2 separate regions of the Homo sapiens genome follow, and region 2 is linked to region 1. A link is a contact called in ENCODE Hi-C or POLR2A ChIA-PET data. All regions are on one chromosome and are shown on one strand. The core of a region is the stretch at or near the end of the contact, and the rest is flanking DNA. Distances in the headings are between cores, read along the strand shown.

Region 1 (5,900 bases), core at 2,460-4,959:
TGCAAGCCTGGTCCAGGTGTGCGGTGGAAAGATGGAGAGGAATGTGCCTCTGGGGGAAGACCTTGCCTTCGCCATGTCGGCGCCAGCTTGCTCCTCGTCCTCTGTGCCTGCGCAAGACACACTCACCGTTAGTCACGGGCACTGTTGAGGGTTCAGGACAAAAGCTGCTAACATCTACTGTGAACAGGAGGCCCTGCAGGGAGGGGCTGCTAGGATGCTGGGCGCCTTTCAAGCGTTGGGCTGAAGGGTGGTACCTAGGGTCCTCTGCCATCATTCCTAAGGGTCAGGAAGTGTTTCCGTGGAAGAAAGAATTGGGTTCACAATGCAAGGTTTGAATGGGGTGATTTCTTGGGGAGAATTGTGGCCCAGGAGAAGGGCAGGGAGGACTGAGGTGTGCCGATGAATACTAAGAGGAAAGGGAGGAAGCCTCAGCCCCCGGCCAGCAGAGCGCAGGCCTGGGCATCCATGAATCCGCGGCACCCAAGTTTTATACTCTTAGTTTAACTCTCGGCTGTTGGTGTTTCTCATCACCCCTGATGTGGGTCAGAGAGCGCAGGATTAGGAGGCAGAAGACCCGGCTCCAATTCTGCTTCTGGCATGGAGCTTCTGGTGTGGGGCATTGGTTTCCTCCATGTGCAACAAGGCGGTGGGGGCACATGGCTCTGCCACGTTCCCTTGCACCCCAGTTCCTTCTGCCCCGGGGAGAGAGGGGCTCTGGCAGGCTCCTGCAGGGCGAGTCAGTTCCTGATTTCCCTCCTCGGCTGCCACGGCCTAGGCTTGCTTGGGAAAGGGCCTTGCCTGAATGTGCACAGTGAGTTTAGGGAGAAGCCTCTCTCCAAGCCCCTGGGGCGCTGTGATTTCCAGGGCAGCGAGAGAATGTGCGTGGCCCAGGTGCTGCCCTCTCCTCAGCTCGCACAATCCAGAGTCAGCGCAGGCCGAGGCTGCAGGGGCCCCGGGGGAGCGGGCAGAGGCCTTCAATGGCCTGGCGCGGTTGGGCAGAGAGGGCCAGAGGCTATTCCAGGATGACACGACTTGGGAGGGTCTGAAAAAACCCCTTTTCTGGATTGTGCAGCTAGGGCCCTGACTTCTTTATTCGAGGAAGATGCCTAATTTTTAAATATAAGAGGTGGGGGGGTGGGAGGAGGGGAGGGAAGACAAGATTTTAAAATGGAGAAGTCTGATATCTTGGTGCTGGGACTAGAAAGAATTAAGGTGTTGAGCTGGAAAATGGGAATGACTAATTCCTAAAGGCAATGAGCATCTGCCACTGGAGCAGTCCGTACTTTTCTGCATTGCTTCTTCAGGAAGTGAGAAGGTGCAGCTTGGCCGGGCACCATGGGAAGCGGCTTGGTCAGCCCTGTAGTCAGTGTGATCCTGCATGAATCACATGTCTGTGGGTCAGGGACTGTGATTCGGTGCAGTGCTGGGTGACAGAATCCAGGGACGCACTGGCTGTGGTTTGGATCCCAGGAAGGAAGTGGGCAGTGGCTGTGGGAAAGGAGCATGGGAGGCAGTGCTCCCCAGGGAGGTGGCCTTGCTCAGCACACCCTGTTTCAGCCAGCAGTGTCGGGTCTGCCAATGCCATCCCAACACAGAGGACACCAGGCCATGCCCAAGGACCAGGCCTGCAGACAGTGCTGTGCAAGACAGGACACAGCCTAGAAACAGGGCAAGGAGGGCACATGGCTGGGGTGGGCAAAGGGAAGGGACAGTTGGGCTCTTGCATCTTCACCTGTTAGGACTGCCCTGGCTAGGGACCTGTGACTGCAGGAAGGGAGGGGAAGGGAAGATGCTGAGGAAGGAGGGAGGGGCCGTGGGGAGGCAGAGGACTCTTTGTACTCACCTGAGCTTCCTCTGTGTCCGGCTCCTCTGCTAACCTGTGGCAGCATGGGCAGAAACAACACACTGAGGTCACGGCCAGGTCTTCTCATGCCCCAGACTATCTCAAAGGGGCTTCCCTGACCAACCCACCCCAGGGGCTTCCTTGCTTCTCCCGTTACTCGTTTGTTGACTTTTCCCACCCAGGTATGACAGCAGGGTAGAGTCATACTTTCTACTACTGTAGCCAACCCGAGGCAGCCATGGAGACAGATGCTTCTCAGGAGAAGGAAAGTCATTAAAAAATGGAATCAAAACTCCTTAAATCCAGGGAGCAGTTACATGAGGGGGGCAAAGCCCACTCAGCTCTGAAAGTTCCCCAAGGGAACATGACTGCGCCTTGAGTGAGGGCGGTCCCCCTCCTGCAGATGGTCTGCTTTGAAAAGCCCTGCGCTTGCTCACCCGAGGCTCGAGCACTGCCTGGCCCCTCCTGAGCCTGTTCTGTTCTCTGAGGGCCATTGCTGTCCAGCCTTGCACCAGGGCTCTTTATGGATGCAAACTGGATTTACAGCCCCCACACCGGGATGGCAGGGTATGGGAGGGGAGACTGTGAAGGACACAGGAGCATAACATGAGGCTGTGGAGGGTGGAGATGATGTACTATGGGGGAAGGTGTGTTAGTCTGTGCTTCTTCTATGTGTCTTGGTTACACTTCTCTTGAGGAGATGCAGAGGAGGAAGGGTACCCCGATGGAGCAGAAGCATTCCCCAGGATGCAGCCAGCCAGCCAGGGGTGAACAGGGAGAGGCGTGAGGCAGGGGTGAATATGGCAGGGAAGTTCAGCTTGGTCTAGATTCTTCAAAAGTTCCATTTGACTCTCACAGTTTCCTTATCGAGCAGACTATGTTTGCCTGATGGTGCTGACCAAATTCTGTTTATATTACGTCAGTATGGTTTCAACCCCAAAGAAGCAAATATACTCTCTCTCTTTACGGTTGACAGTTACAGATCTCTGGTGTCCAGGTGACTGCAGTTAGTCCTAGGTCTGTAAAATCTCAGGCCTAGCTCATGGCAGAGAATCAGGAGGTCCACCCATAAAAACACTTAGTCTTATAAAAATGCCCATGTATGAGCTACGTTGTAGTTTCAGGGACATATCCTAGAACCTATATAATGTGGAGAGCCAAACATAAAAAACTCTACCATCTCTCACCCCAACTCTTAACACTCTTGGCCTTAGGGATGACACCAGAAAGTCACATACGTAAAAATTCAGGCATTCCCACAAAAAGATTTCACATAGACATACAGACATTCTGGTATATGCACTGAAAGACAGACAAGGAGCTCTAAGGGCAAGAGGCACAGAAAGACAGAAGAGATGCAGACAGGGCAGTGCAGGTGTAAAGACAGTGCCCTGGGGCCTGGAGTGCCGGGAAAGGGAAACCCAGTCTGATGCGAACAGGGCAGTGCACGTGCAGAGACAGTGCCCTGGGGCCTGGAGGCCCGGGCGAGGGAAACCCAGTCTGATGTGGACAGTGGAGTGCAGGTGCAAAGACAGCACCTTGGGACCTGGAGGCCCGGGCAAGGGAAACCCAGTTTGATGTGGACAGGGGAGTGCAGGTGCAGAGACAGCACCCTGGGGCCTGGAGGGCTGGGCAAGGGAAACCCAGTCTGATTCCCATGTGAGGCATGGCCCACACTCAGACTCGAACCAGGATAAGGGCTAGAGTTCGTGGCCAGGGCAAGGCCTCAGTGGCTGGGGCAGTCCTAGGTTTGCTTTGGTGGAGTGAAAAGGACTGAGGAGAGGCCATGGGAAAAAGCTACTGGGGAAGGGAGGGGCAGGTGAAGGGAGGCCAGAGATGCAGCTGTTATGTCTTCAGCCAGGAACATTCCACATGAATGCTAGGATTTGGTTGGCATGTGCATGTGCATGTGCGTGTGCGTGTGTGTGCGCGTGTTTGCAGCATGTGTTTACACCAGTGTAAATTTATCTGTGTATCTCTTCACCTTTTGCCCTCCTGCCTTCTTTCTTGTCTGTGTGGGTAAGTCAATTGTTTCTACATTTCTATGAAGCATTCCTGGATGTCTGAAACACTACTGCTCTCTAATGTGACCTTTTATTTTTATTTTTTAGATAGGGCTTTGCTCTGTTATCCAGGCTGGAATGCAGTGGCGTGACTATAGCTCACTGCAGCCTTAAACTCCTGGGCTCAAGCAGTCCTCCTGCCTCTGCCTCCAAAGCAGCTGGGACTACAGGTGTGCACTACCACATCCGGCTAATTTATTTTTTGTAGAGATGGGGTCTTGCTATGTTGCCTATGCTGGTCTCAAACTCCTGGCATCAAGTGATCCCCCTGCCTCAGCCTCCTAAAGTGCTGGGATTACAGGTGTAAGCCACCATGCCCAGCCTAGTCTGACCTTTTGGTGTCCGTGCCACATATGTCATTCTCATCAACTCGTTGGCGCTGCTGTCCACTTCCTCCCAGGCCTAGCTCAGACTCACTAGACGATTTCAGAATCTGCAGAATCTTCTTCCTCTTCTCCCAGTTTCTTCCTCAGCAATTTCAGGGTCCTTGCTGACAAATTCCTTGCCCCGTGAGACTCCAAAGACGACCCTGTCTTAGCCACTCCAGCCCCTATGGGCCAAGAATGCTCCAGACCCACTGTCCTGTAGGTTTCCCTTTCTTGTCACAGCTTCCTTACCTGTATCTCCCACTTGGCTTCTACCCTTCCTTAAGTAAGACCACTCCACTTCCCTTAGTCTACCAGTTCAGCTCAGACTAAACCATGGGCATTGGAGTTGAACTCAGGCTGTGCCATTTATCAGCTGGCAGGTTCTTTCACTCCCCCGAGCCTTGTTCAGAATTCCTCCCTGGGAGGGCTGCTGCTGGCTCCTCCTCATGCTTCCTGCTCTCCCTACCTTCACCTCCTTGGGGTGACCAGCCATTGCATTTCTCTCCCCGATAAGGTACTCTCTATCTCATCACCCCATTTATTTCCTTTGATTTGTTCATTTATTGACCTCCTACTAAGCACCAGGCACTGGAACACAACATGAACAAAACAGACTAAAATCTCTGCCTTGAGGAGCTGATGTTTAGGAGGAATCCAGCAACTAACACATTAATGCACAACAGAAAGAACAGCTCACCCTCAAATGTCCAAAGAAAATTTTGTTTTCTGTTCAGTATAACATAGAAGGATGAAGATTAAGAGCACGAAGTTTGGAGTCAGAAAGACCCAGTTCTCTGCCTTTTTTTTTTTTTTTTTTTTTTTTTTTGAGACAGAGTCTCTCTTTGTTGCCCAGGCTGGAGTGCAGTTGCGTGATCTTGGCTCACTGCAACCTCTGCCTCCTGAGTTCAAGGGATTCTCCTGCTTCAGCCTCCCGAGTAGCTGCGATTACAGGCATGCACCACCACACCTGGCTTATTTTTGTATTTTTAGTAGAGACAGGGTTTCACCATGTTGGCCAGGCTGCTCTCGAATTCCTGGCCTCAAGTGATCCGCCCGCCTCGGCCTTCCAAAGTGCTGGGATTACAGGTGTGAGCCACCACGTCTGGCCTAAATCTCTGCCGTTTAACAGCTACATGAACAACATCTCTCTGAGCCTATTTCCTCATGGGTAAAATGGGGATATTCGAATCTGTCTCACAGTGTTAAGGATTAGATGAGATCATCATACGTGAAAATCATTCCCTGCAGCTCTTCCCAGATGTCATGTGTTAAGCAGGTTCGATATATAATGAAACTAGGAAGGCACTACTGTCCTTTGCTGACACCTTCCCTTCTTGGTTTTATTCTTCCATGAAGCCACAAAACCATTTGGCTATTCTAGTCCACAACAATCTCTTCCTTTTCAGAAACCCTTATTATACTTATATGCTGAAAGTTTTATGATTAGCTTTTTCTGCCACTTCATTTGATCTATTTATTTTGCATTTTTGGTCTTTTTTTTTTTTTTTTTTGGAGATGGAGTTTCACTCTTGTTGCCCAGGACGGAGTGCAGTGGTGTGATCTCGGCTCACTGCAATCTCTGCCTCCCAGGTTCAAGTGATTCTCCTGCCTCATTCTCCCCAAGTA
Region 2 (5,900 bases), core at 862-3,361, 1.6 Mb after region 1:
CTTGATTTGTTTTGGGAATTATTGTCTACAAAGAGCTCTCTCCTTTCTGATAATTGCTTTAGGTGGAAGAAGAGAGGATATGCTGTGTCCCCTCTCTTTTCTTACTTACTCTATTTGTAACTTTCTTCTTTTTTCCCCAAGAAAATGGGCTTAGTTGGGGTGCTTTGGCACCAATAGTCCTGCGGCGGAATCTGTGGGAGCTAGACAGGGAGATTTGGAAGAGAATGCTAGGTTGTGAGCTCTTGCTTTTGAGTTGTTTGAAGAGAATGCTGCATCTCTGGCATGTCAACAAGCCCAGCAGAATCCAGTAACGTTCACCAAGAAGGCTTGATTAGAGCTGGTTAGGGGATGATCAGGATGGTTAGGTGTGAAGAGCTTACGCTGATTATGGAGGGTATGGGAGTCACGGGGTTGGTACCCAGTGAGGAAATTTACCTTAGTAGAAACATTTGGGATAGTGTAGAAGAGAGAAGAGCTAGAGGCGAGGATTCAGGAAATAGAGAATGCCAGAGTCTCAATTAACAGGATGGAAAGCTAAGGAGATGAAAGACTTATAATAGTAGCATAGTACTAAAAGACAAACTATGTGTAAAGGTATTAGAAATGGGGACTGGGACTCTGAGGCAGTTAGGCCAGAGAAAAGAAGAAGGAAAAGATTTGTCTTCATTTGATTCAATTACATAAGCATTTCTCAGAATCTGCTATGTGTCACATGCTGTGGTGGATGCTGAGGGAGCTGATGAAAAAGACAGAATTCCTGCCCACCAGGGTCACATAGTCTGGAGACACAGACACGTAAACAAATGACGATAGTGTAAGGTGTGTGTAAGAAAGGAGGAATGTACAGGGTTGGTACAAAGGTGACCTCAAGGCATCCATGGGAATCAGGGCTGAGGGAGGAAGAGCCAGAAGACATCAGCACAAAGAGAACCAAGATGCTGAAGTCACAGGGGGAAAGAACATACTGGAGCCCCGGGCAGAGCAGTGCTGGACAAGGACAGCAAGTGTGGAGAGGAAAGGGAGATCCAGAAGAACCGAGGAGATCCATAACAGCATGCTTGGAGGAGGAAATTCGGGAAAACGAATGGACATGTCAGAGGGAGCTAGTTATGAGGAAGTGGACTGCAAACCAGATAGTGAGCAAGATGAAGAAATGAGGTGTTTATCCTTGCAATGGGAGAGAGACAATAAGGCTGACAAAAACTCAAGTGGTCTGTGGATAGACGATTTCGTTAGCTCGATTTAAGGGTAAAGGGCACACTCTCTGGTAGGAGATGAAAGGGGATGTTTAAAACAGGTAGAAAAAAATTGGGCCGGGCGCGGTGTCTCACGCCTGTAATCCCACCACTTTGGGAAGCCGAGGCAGGTGGATCACCTGAGGTTAGGAGTTCGAGACCAGCCTGGCCGACATGATGAAACCCCTGTCTCTACTAATAATACAAAAACTTTGCCAGGCATTGTGGCGCACGCCTGTAATCCCAGCTACTCGGGAGGCTGAGGCAGGAGAATTGCTTGAACCCAGGAGGCAGAGGTTGCAGTGAGCCAAGATCGCGCCAGTGCACTCTAGCCTGGGCGACAAGAGTGAAACTCCGTCCCAAAAAAAAAGAAAAAAAAATGAATTTGGGAATTAGAGAAAAAGACTGTGATTGGAACCCACACACCAAGAGAGGAGATAAAACCCAGCCTTAGCTCTTCCATGTCGCTGAAAGAGAAGAAAACGTCTCTTTTTCCTTTTCCGTAGCCATAAAAGATGAAAATCCGTCATCCAGCTACTGAAATCAGGTGCACACGGTTGTTCCTCCTGTGATGAGACAGGGCGGAGGGATTGTTACCCTGTTGCCAGGGAAAAAGGAAGGGGCTGTTCCCAGTTGCTATGGTGACGAGGTAGGCGCGTTCCCTCGGTACCGCCGCACACGTCTGAAGCGGTCTCTTCTCCTCGTTGCTACGGCAACGCAGTGGGCCTGTTCCTGTCGCCCCCCGCCTCCCGCCGCAATCGCTAAGGCAAGGTGGAGGTAGGGGCTGTCCTCCCGCGGCTCAGTTGCCTTGGAGACGGCGGGTGCCCTGGCCCCGCCCCGCTCGGACTGACAGCGGCGGCCGCATCGCGCCTGCGCAGTGCCCTCGTCCCCCGCAGTCTCTGTGCGTTGAAGCCGGAGACCGCGGCGGCCTCAGCGAGGACCCTCCGCCCCGGAGCCGCCGGCCGGAGCCGCAGCCTCTGCCGCAGCGCCCCCGCCACCTGTCCCCTCCCCCTCCGCCTCCGCCGGAGCCGCCTCGTGCACTGTGAGTCCGGGCCGAGGCGACGGACGCCGTGGGGCTGAGTCAGCGGGAGGCCAGGGCCCGGGCTGGGGGAGGGGAACCGGGCTCCCCCCGCCCCTGCCTCCCCACCCGCACTCCCGCATCCCGACCGCGCCTTCCCCGCGCCGGTCAACCCCCTCCATCCCTGTCGCCGGGTTCCCTCCGGCCTTGGCGGCCCGGCCTCCCCAGCCACTCCCCCTCCCCTTCCCTCCCCTCCCCTTCCCTCCGTCTCTCCGGGTCCACCTTGAGGCTCCTTCCCCACTAGACGTGGCCACCGCACCTCTGCCCTGGGCTGATATTTTCTCCAAACTACCTCCCGTCCGCCCTTATCCCTTCTCCCTCCTCCTCACTCCTCCTAGGCCTGACATCTCCCGGCCTCTCTGGATCTCCCCAGTGATGTGCCAGAAAAAGAGTGACAGGAGAGCGAGGGGAGACTTGGGGGAGGGGGAACATCGGGCCAGGCCCAGCCTGGGGGCCTCGGGTTTCTTCCCCACACGCTCCTGCCTGGCTGGTTTGGGGAAGCAGGTCTGGACAGTTCTCACTGGCTGCTCAGAGCTTGCAGGGCTTTCCGAATAGATTTGGCTGGGAAGGGTTCAGCCCCATCGTGATCATCTAGCGTTTAATGAACGCGGCTAGTGCCTGGTGGCCTTCTAGTGGGCTGAGCTACTGCCCGGCCGGTGTTGCGGAGCGGGGAGTAGAAGTAGTGGAGGGAAGGGAGAAGAGGTTGCGTTTGGGAGCTCCAAGTTCCTGCGCTTCCGGTGTGGTGTTGTGAATAAGCATCTTGCGGAACTCTTTAAAATGCTTTTTTTTTTTTTTAAATCGCACTACAACCCTGGTATAATGTGAGGTTTGGAAAAAGGCCTGATACCATCCATAGGAAGTGCTTACTGTTTATATATGAAGGGGCTGTGGCAGGACTTGATCTTGGATTCCTGTAAATTAACTAATTGGATAGTAGTGAGTTTTTAACATAACGTGTGCAGAGTTGAGAGGAAGGAGAAAAATCGAAGCTTCTCCATGGTGTAGGTGTGAGGCCTGTACACTGTGCCTCCTCCAGCTGTGTGTCTTTGTGGGGCTGTCACCAGATAGGGGTTCTAGCATATTTGGACAATTCCCTGGGTTATGTTTGCTACCCCTCCACCTGCCCATCTTGCAGTCCCTGTTCTTGGAATAGAAGAGGGTCCCAAACAGTTTTCTTTTTCCAGAAGAACTGAGTTGAAGTCAGAGTTAGTGCCCAGAGCCAGAAACTCTTAATAAACATGTCTCAACTTGAGGGCCCCTAACTACTATATGACCTCATTGTCAGCTTCTTTTTTATTTGGCTTCCAAATTTCAGTGTGCTTTTAGAAAGCACGTGTAAATATAAGCCAGATCTACCGCACAAGAGGCTTTGGGATTTTTACTCCAGATGGTAAAAGGAACGCATGGTCCATTTCTAAAAATCATGGTGAAGGAGCCACTCATTTGGAGTTTCCGGGGTTGCAAACAATGAGAAATAACTATTTCACTCTTTACTTTGCTCAATCATGGCCTATTGGCAGCCTCCTCATAGCCACTCCCTGCCCCCATGCCCATCAGATTAGTTTACAGTAGCCAAGACGGCTGTCGCCCTAGTTTTAAACATAGAGATGAAGTTCAGGAAAACTATAGCCCCCATCCAGCAGGGCAGTTTCTTCTGTTTCGAATGCCAGACTGGGGTTTGGTGGGATGCACCTGCCTGTGGTGCAGTGGGAACTGTGGGGCCTGAGAGTGGCATTCCTTCTGTGTGGTCCTGTGTCACATAGCTCACCAAAATACCCGAGCAGGGCAGGAGCAGACAGCTGTACTGGAGAGCTGCTCCTCCTGGGCTGAGTGTATTTTGGGAATCAGCGATATTACTGGGGTGGAGGGTTGTGAATTAAGGAGGAAGAAAATGTGTCAAGGCTAGATAGATCAGGAGGGTGTAAGTAAAATGTTCCTTTCCAGTTTGCTATGGGATAGTACATTTTCAGAGGATCAGAGTAGTTTTTATATGGATTAATTTGCCTTTGAAATCCATACCAGTGTTTTATGAGATAATGATGGAATGCCTTTTAAACTGCTACTATGAGGAAACAGGACTAATACTTGTCTTATACATTGCCTATCCAGCTGTTGCTGAATGTAATTGTTAAGATCAAGGAGAGGGACATGATTTGAACCAAGTTAGACCTAAATCTATGTAATGGTATTGAGGTTTTGTAGGACTGTATTCTTGATTCTAAGACACACCAGCAATTTACCAATAGCTTTTAGGTAAAATAATCTAATGCTACCAGATCAAAATATATATGCTGATTCCAAGGTGCATCCTCATTTTAGAAACATTAAAACCCTCGGGAAATGGCAAGACTTGAGGGAGGGATTTGTGAATCTTGGAACTGAGAAAGAATGCTATTGATAGTATTCCTGTGTGATGATGCCGTTTCTGACCTACCGTCCTGAGAGTGCATGCATTGTGAAGCTGAGTTTCTTCTAGTCCTTCCTGCACGCCAGCACACATTGTGGGGTTGTATTTGTAAGATGACTGGCTGGAGTTAGGCATAGTAGGAGGCTATTGAACGGAGGAAAGTTCCCATATGAGAATCCAACCCAGGGTCTTAATGTGGTACTCTCCAGAAACTGAGCCAACTAACTGGCAGCAAACGTCTTATGAGCTATTCCTGAATTTAGCCGAGTAACATTTGTCAGAAGCCGAACAGAAAATATAGTTTTTTTTTTTTTTTTTTTGAGACGGAGTCTCGCTCTGTCGCCCAGGCCGGACTGCGGACTGCAGTGGCGCAATCTCGGCTCACTGCAAGCTCCGCTTCCCGGGGTTCACGCCATTCTCCTGCCTCAGCCTCCCGAGTAGCTGGGACTACAGGCGCCCGCCACCGCGCCCGGCTAATTTTTTGTATTTTTAGTAGAGACGGGGTTTCACCTTGTTAGCCAGGATGGTCTCCATCTCCTGACCTCATGATCCACCCGCCTCGGCCTCCCAAAGTGCTGGGACTACAGGCGTGAGCCACCGCGCCTGGCCAGAAAATATAGTTTTTTAAAACAGAATGCATCTGCCCTGATTTGCTTACAGATACATTTGTAAAGGTCCCAAGGCACATGTCTCCCTCGCTTAGGATGTTAGCACTGGAGGTGACCCCAGATGGTATAGTTTAATGCCCTCATTTCTAAAGTTGACACAAGACACCAAGAGTTAAATGACTTACCTAAGGTCACCCAACCCATGCAGAACGTATGTAAAAACACTTTGTAAACTGTGTACACTAGGCAGATGAATGTTGGTGGTTATTAGTGGCTGAGTCAGGATTAGATCTCCAGATTTCCAGACTAGAGTTATTCTTCAACACCACATTGCCTCATCCCTCATAATGTTCCAAAGGGTTTTAATAAAAATAATTTAGTAGTCCGTAATTAGCCCTGTAGGCAAGGGCTTGTTTTGTCATCTGAGATGCTGCACAGCCAGGCAAAATTTTGTGTCAAACTGTCTAACTAAATATTTATTCTTGCCACTTTAAAAATAATATTTTTTATCACACATTCTGACTTCAGGAAGGTCTTTCTTTTTTTAATTTGCATCAACTAACAGAAAAGCA

Evidence for each region. Hi-C counts contacts between places; a loop is a spot of excess contacts on that map. ChIA-PET counts read pairs that join two places held with the same protein, here RNA polymerase II (POLR2A).
Region 2: a map of dorsolateral prefrontal cortex shows a loop between it and region 1 (6-fold over the local background). The contact joins the promoter of MAPRE3 here to the enhancer-like site in region 1. A Hi-C loop is called at or near these places in 1 of 168 maps with a recorded cell type or tissue (dorsolateral prefrontal cortex). POLR2A ChIA-PET finds 5 or more read pairs at or near these places in 1 of 52 experiments (activated naive CD4-positive, alpha-beta T cell).

What each region holds. Positions count from the first base shown.
Region 1 is chr2:25,377,447-25,383,346 of GRCh38, forward strand. It overlaps DTNB (dystrobrevin beta), which reads right to left. Exons shown (of 21, transcript NM_021907.5): 20 at 1,844-1,877; 21 at 1-107. The coding sequence ends at 1,873. Among named protein-coding and RNA genes, the nearest start is that of DNMT3A, 38 kb to the left of the region's middle. Within about 2 kb of position 3,710, at least 2 of the 41 ENCODE cell types and tissues checked have a DNase peak (open chromatin) inside an H3K27ac peak, as active enhancers do.
Region 2 is chr2:26,968,526-26,974,425 of GRCh38, forward strand. It overlaps MAPRE3 (microtubule associated protein RP/EB family member 3), which reads left to right and starts at 2,112. Exons shown (of 7, transcript NM_012326.4): 1 at 2,112-2,277. RefSeq lists a silencer at 1,997-2,326.